Linked DNA regions of Homo sapiens: region 1 is linked to region 2. The links are chromatin contacts, found by Hi-C or POLR2A ChIA-PET in ENCODE. All regions are on one chromosome and are shown on one strand. Each heading gives the region's core, a stretch centred on a gene start or an enhancer-like site at or near the end of the contact. The rest is flanking DNA. Distances are from core to core; before and after follow the strand shown. Region 1 overlaps SULF2 (sulfatase 2). Region 2 has its middle 34 kb from the start of MIR3616.

What was found. A loop is a pair of places that touch in the nucleus more often than their neighbours do. ChIA-PET counts read pairs that join two places held with the same protein, here RNA polymerase II (POLR2A). Pooled maps may share reads with other maps.
Region 1: a map of B cell shows a loop between it and region 2 (7-fold over the local background). The contact joins two enhancer-like sites. A Hi-C loop is called at or near these places in 4 of 168 maps with a recorded cell type or tissue (B cell, Caco-2, MCF 10A and 1 more), 3 of 37 single-sample maps with no recorded cell type and 12 of 50 pooled maps. POLR2A ChIA-PET finds 5 or more read pairs at or near these places in 3 of 52 experiments (Caco-2, WTC11 and activated T-cell).

The regions. Positions count from the first base shown.
Region 1 is chr20:47,664,044-47,667,204 of GRCh38, reverse strand. SULF2 (sulfatase 2) reads left to right here. Exons shown (of 21, transcript NM_001387048.1): 12 at 717-945; 13 at 1,252-1,348; 14 at 1,912-2,006; 15 at 3,016-3,075. Among named protein-coding and RNA genes, the nearest start is that of SULF2, 120 kb to the left of the region's middle. RefSeq lists enhancers at 417-1,400, 1,401-2,386, 2,920-2,969, 3,000-3,139. Within about 2 kb of position 1,709, at least 2 of the 41 ENCODE cell types and tissues checked have a DNase peak (open chromatin) inside an H3K27ac peak, as active enhancers do.
Region 2 is chr20:47,198,869-47,202,246 of GRCh38, reverse strand. No RefSeq gene overlaps it. Among named protein-coding and RNA genes, the nearest start is that of MIR3616, 34 kb to the right of the region's middle. RefSeq lists an enhancer at 554-603. Within about 2 kb of position 1,511, at least 3 of the 41 ENCODE cell types and tissues checked have a DNase peak (open chromatin) inside an H3K27ac peak, as active enhancers do.

The DNA of each region.
Region 1 (3,161 bases), core at 460-2,959, 460 kb before region 2:
TTTTTCCCAGTTTAAATCAACATTTTTACATCCATGATACTTTTTTTCCTTTTTAATTGAGGTGAAGTTCAGATAACATCAAACTCACCATTTTTACAATTATATACAATGCAGAGGCATTTAATAGGTTCACAGTGTTGCACACCTCTACCTAGTTCCAAAACATTTCATCACCCCAAAAGGGAACCCCGTACCCACAAAGCAGTCACTCCTCACTACCCTCTCCCCCAGCCCCTGGCAATCACCAATCTTCTTTCTGCCGCTATAGATTTACCTATTCTGGGTAGTTCCTATAAATAGAATGTAACAATACGAGCCCGCTTTGTGTCTGGCTGGTTTCACTCCGCCTGCTTTTGACATTCATCCACGCTCTAGCGTGAATCAGAACCTCGCTCCTGGTTCTGGTCGCATATTCCGTTGTACAGATGATGTACCGCCATTTGTTTACCCGCAAGCAGCTCTCGCTTGAAATCCTCTTGAGTCAGTGGCTTCTTGGCTCCAGGACTTCCGTCTTGCCGGTGTGATCACCTCGAGGCCCTCCCCTGCGGTCCAGGATCTGCGAGCAGGCGGGTAGATTCCACGACCCCTCGAGTCGCAGGCAAAGCTGAGCCTCATGCTTGGAAGCCCGGCCCTATCTTGATGAAGGACCCACTGCCCTGGGAGCCTGGCCAGCCTTTCCTGCCTCCCTAACTCTGCCACTCCTCTAATGCCCACAGAGTACAAGGCCAGCTATGTCCGCAGTCGCTCCATCCGCTCAGTGGCCATCGAGGTGGACGGCAGGGTGTACCACGTAGGCCTGGGTGATGCCGCCCAGCCCCGAAACCTCACCAAGCGGCACTGGCCAGGGGCCCCTGAGGACCAAGATGACAAGGATGGTGGGGACTTCAGTGGCACTGGAGGCCTTCCCGACTACTCAGCCGCCAACCCCATTAAAGTGACACATCGGTGAGTGTCCAGGTGGAAGTCGAGGGTGAAGGGGACAGGACAGACCTCGGCAAAGGGCTTCCCACACCTCTTGGGCCCCTGAGGACCAAGATGACAAGGATGGTGGGGACTTCAGTGGCACTGGAGGCCTTCCCGACTATTCAGCCGCCAACCCCATTAAAGTGACACATCGGTGAGTGTCCAGGTGGAAGTCGAGGGTGAAGGGGACAGGACAGACCTCGGCAAGGGCTTCCCACACCTCTTGGGCACCTGGGCTGCTCCCCCTCCACCACCTCCGAGCCACACGTGATCCCTTCTCTCAAGCAGGTGCTACATCCTAGAGAACGACACAGTCCAGTGTGACCTGGACCTGTACAAGTCCCTGCAGGCCTGGAAAGACCACAAGCTGCACATCGACCACGAGGTGAGTGGAGAGCGGGAGAGGAGCATGCTCTCGGCCACCACGGGCCTGGCAGGACCCCCGGTTCACAGTGGGAGGGCAGTGAGGCCAGACCCAGGGAAGAGGCTGGAGAGGTGAAGTGAGGTCCCCACAGATTCCTCAACGCGGGGATAGGTGTCAGTCCCAGCATGAGACAGATAGCTTCCTGCCCAGGCCGTCTGAGGGACGATGGCTTAGCCACGTTGTCCCCCTTTTGACTTACAAGAAGTCTACGCTACAGGAGGCCTTTCATCAAACCCAGGGGAGACACTGGAGGCCTCAGTGGGCTCAGCGGGTTCCTGCGCAGGCCAGGCCGGAAAAATGACTCGGTTCCCTTGCAAGGGCTGGCTGGAGGAGAAGGCGGGCTTCCTTCAGGCAGAACAAGTACCTCCTCCCCACCCAGACATGCCGGTGCTTGCCCTGGGGCCCGGGGAGTGCAGGCTGCCGCTGCTGAGCACAGACACGGCAGCGTGGGGGCAGTCACCAGGCCAAGTCTTTGTTGTCCAGCCTTGAAGGTTTCAAGGCCTCCTCTTCTGCCCCTCCCTCAGATTGAAACCCTGCAGAACAAAATTAAGAACCTGAGGGAAGTCCGAGGTCACCTGAAGAAAAAGCGGCCAGAAGAATGTGACTGTCACAAAATCAGGTGAGGCAGTAGCAAAGGGACCTCCCTAAGACCCCACTCTCCTACAGGACAGTTCAGTTCATCCCCTCTCGTGATTGACCCCTTTCATTTTTTATTTTTATCTTTATCTTCTCCCCTCATGGCATTAAAAAAATCCGTAATTTACCTCCCTGTTGTCAGCCAGTGTGGCACACGGACCTGCTCCTCAGCCAGGCTGGCGCCCAGATTCCAGTACTGCTAGCAAGAGACCCGTGCTGGCTGCGCAGAGCCGGCTCCAGGCCGGAAAAGTGCCTCTGCCGATTGCCCTTTCAGAAATCCCCCATGTGGTTTGAGGTCCATGTTCCCGGCTTAGGGGTCCCCTGGCCCAAAGGACTGAACTCTAGAACAGCTCTAATAGAACATTCTGTGCTGACGGAAATGGGCTATATCTGCACTACACCACACGTGGCTGGTGCATACTTAAAATTTTGGCTAGTGTCACTAAGGAGCCAAATTTTTTATTTTGCTTAATTCAAATTGAAGTAGCCACCTGTGGCCAGTGGCTACCATACTGGACAGCACAGCTGTAGAAGCCCTGCTGTCTTTCCAGAAAGTGTTGCAAAACACAGGCTTCCCTGTGTTGACCCCGACCAAGTGTGAGTAGGCAGGGTGGTGAGGGAACCAACCTCAAGATGCTGAGGCTTTGACATGTAAAATTAACCATCAAAAAAGAAAGGAAAAAGGATGCTGAGGCTGATGCACCTAAAGCCAGGCCCAGCTTCTAGTCGTGGCTAAATTACAATTAACCCAACCTGCTAAAGTCTAGCAAAAGTCCAGGCAGAGTCCTGGCTCATGCTTGGAGAAAGAAGCCACTCAGGCAGGCACCTGCTGCCCTGAGGATAGGGTCATGCCCTACCCACCACCACCCCAGAAGGAGGGACAGGGGTGGGGCAGCAGCAACACATGGGAGTCCCAGAAATCACAGCTTGCACCTGCCAGCGGAGCCCTCTGAGCCACTCCTGAAGCCTGGGGCTGGGGGGGTCTGTTACAGCTACCACACCCAGCACAAAGGCCGCCTCAAGCACAGAGGCTCCAGTCTGCATCCTTTCAGGTAAGAGCAGCTTGAGGTCCTGGGGAAGAGATGCAGAGGCCTGCATGAGGAGGTGGCCCTCCCTTAAGCTAAAACTCAGAAGAAAA
Region 2 (3,378 bases), core at 262-2,761:
ACACAAAACAAAAGAACAAAAACAAACAAAACAACAAAAACAAACAAACCCCCAAAACAGTATTTCCGGACTCACATGGAGGGCTGAAGAAAGCCATGAGGTCTGAGCTTCCAGGAAGCCACCGAAGCCACCGTGCAGGACTGGGCTGCAAAGAAACAGATGCACCGAGGCCACAACCACGCTGGCCCTAGGCTGGTCCACACCGCCACGTGCAGTCACTTTTCTCCCCACTTAATCCGTACCAAATGCAGCTGATGGGTGGAACCTTGAATATATCAGACGCCTGGCTGAATAGAGCCTGAGGAATAAGTTGTTTTTCTTTTTTTTGAGACAAGAGTCTCATTCTGTTACCCAGGCTGGAGTGCAGTGGCGTGATCTCGGCTCACTGCAACCTCCGCCTCCCGGGTTCAAGCGATTCCCGTGCCTCAGCCTCCTGAGTAGCTGGGATTATAGGCGTGTGCCATCATGCTCAGCTGATTTTGGTAATTGCAGTAAAGACAGGTTTTCACCTTATAGGCCAGGCTGATCTAGAACTCCTGGCCTTAAGTGATCCTCCCATCTTGGCCTCCTAAAGTAATGTGGTTACAGGTGTGAGCCACTGGGCCCAGCCGGTTTTTAGTTTAGTTCAGAAAACCACCCCAGAAGAATGATCAGATGTTGAACAAGCCAGTTCTCATACATGTGACCAGGGATCAAACCCGTGGCTTTGCCACCTGGTCTAGGGCTCTAATCTGCCCAGGGCACTCTTTTCAGATTGTGGTGTTAATGGAAAACTGTGGCCTTCCTGGTCCCACAGATAGCCTAAGCCTGGGCCAGTTGGGTACTACAAGCTTTATTAAGACAGCTGAGTACTGACCTTGGTTCACTTTGATGAACCCGAGAGGGAAACTTCATTTACATACACAGCACCTCCTGTGCTCCAGGCAATTTCTGCACATTGCATCCTAATGACCTGCATTTTGCAGCAAAGGACATCAGGTCCAGAGGGATTGAGGCTACACAGCTTGTGCGTAGCCGAAGCTGGACTTGAACCCAGTCTAATGACACAAATAATGCCTGCTCTTTTTTTTTTTTTTTTTTTTGAGACAGAGTTTCGCTCTTGTTGTCCAGGCTGGAGTGCAGTGGCGCAACTTTGGCTCACCACAACCTCTGCCTTCCGGGTTGAAGCGATTCTCCTGCCTCAGCCTCCCAAGTAGCTGGGATTATAGGCATGAGCCACCATGCCTGGCTAATTTTTGCATTTTTAGTAGAGACGGGGTTTCACCATGTTAGCCAGGCTGGTCTCCAACTCCTGACCTTGTGATCCACCCGCCTCGGCCTCCCAAAGTGCTGGGATTACAGGCGTGAGCCACCGCGCCCCGCCCAAAAAATGCCTGCTCTTAACCATGACTATATCTTTGTCATCATTGGAGAAACTTTTGTATAAAAGCCACAAGTTAATTATTAACTAGGGACTTACTCTTCACTGGGCTGTGTTTCAGGTGCTGGGGACACAACTGTGGACAAAAGAGACAAGACGTAGACATAGGGTAGTGAGTTCAGCTGGGGTTTGCTCCCAGGACCCAGGCAGGGGATATAAGCTAGGGAAACAGGCTGGGGTAACACTGACATAGATATGCTTTCTTTGTATAGTAAACATGTTAGAGGCCAGGCGCGGTGACTCACGCCTGTAATCCTAGCACTTTAGGAGGCCGAGGTGGATGGATCACCTGAGGTCAGAAGTTCGAGACCAGCCTGGCCAACATGGTGAAACCCCCGTCTTGTTGCACGGGAGCGAGTTAGAGAAAACACCACACTTTTGAGACGAATTAAGTCTGTTTATTTAGCCGGCGGCTAAGAGATGGCTTACGCTTAAAGTTCTTTCGGCCTTGAAGAAGGGGCTAGATTTTCTTTTATACTTTGGTTTAGAAAGGGGGGGGGTCTAGTTAAAACAATTTTACAGAAATAAAGTAGGCAAAAAAGTTAAAAGGATAAATGGTTACAGGAAAGTAAACAGTTCTAGGTGCAGAGGCTTTAAGATTATTACAAGGTGATAGACGCGGGGCTTTTTTTGGGCGTTATCAATCAGGCGAATTCCTGGGAACTGCGGATATTGCTCGCCACATTATCTTATCAGTGAATTGCATTCTTGGATGTGCTGGGAGTCAGTTTGCACAAGTTAAGTCCTTGAGGAAGGCGCTGCCAGTGAAAGAGCCAAGATGGAGTCTGTCTGGCTCTCTTAGCTAAGGGAGAGTCAATTAAGGTGGAACTAAGGCTAGGTGATTAAAGGAAAGAGGGAGAGTCTAAAAACAAGGTTAGTAAAAACAAGCTTAGGCATTACAGTCTCTACTAAAAATACAAAAATTAGCCGGGCGTGGTGGCGAGTGCCTGTAATTCCAGCTACTTGAGAGGCTGAGGCAGGAAAATTGTTTGAACCTGGGAGGCGGAGGTTGCAGTGAGCCGAGATCGCGCCACTTCACTACAGCCTGGGAGAAAGAACGAAGCTTCGTCTCAAAAAACCAAAAACCAAACAACAACAATAACAACAAAAACACGTGTTTGAATAATCTGTGCATTTTTTTAATCTTTTTTTTTTTTTTTGAGACAGGGTCTCCCTCTGTTGCCCAGGCTGGAGTGCAGTGACACAATCATAGCTCACTGCAAAGTGGCACAATCATAGCTCACTACAACCTCGACCTCCTGGGCTCAAGCCATCCTCCTGCCTCAGCCTCCCGAGTGGCTGGGACCACAAGTGCACACCACTACGCCCAGTTACTTATTTATTTTTGTAGAGATGGGGGTCTCACTATATTGCCCGGCCTGGTCTCAAACTCCTGGGCTCAAATGATTCTCCCACCTCAGTCTCCCGAAGCACTGTGATTGCAGGTGTGAGCCACCGTGTTCCACCATTGCTTTTCTTGAAATATGTAAGCCCTTTGGTTTAGTTTTTATTTTTCCACTTTTGACAGAAAAAATATTTCTCCACTATGAGAATAACAGCTGGCTGGTGTGTGGATCAATGGCAACCGATGCTTGACTTCGGGGTGTCAGGGAGAAAACACAGCATGGTGGCCGGGCGCGGTGGCTCGCGCCTGTAATCCCAGCACTTTGGGAGGCTGAGGCATGTGGATCACCTGAGGTTAGGAGTTCGAGACCAGCTTGACCAACATGGTGAAACTCCATCTCTAATAAAAATACAAAAAATCAGCCAGGTGTGGTGGTGCCTGTCTGTAATCCCAGCTACTCGGGAGGCTGAAACAGGAGAATTGCTTGAACCTAGGAGTTGGAGGTTGTAGTGAGCCAAGCTCGTGCCACCGCACTCCAGTCTTGGCAACAGAGCGAGACTCTGTCTCAAAAAAAAGAAAAAAAAATTAAAAAAACAAAAAACACAGCATGGTG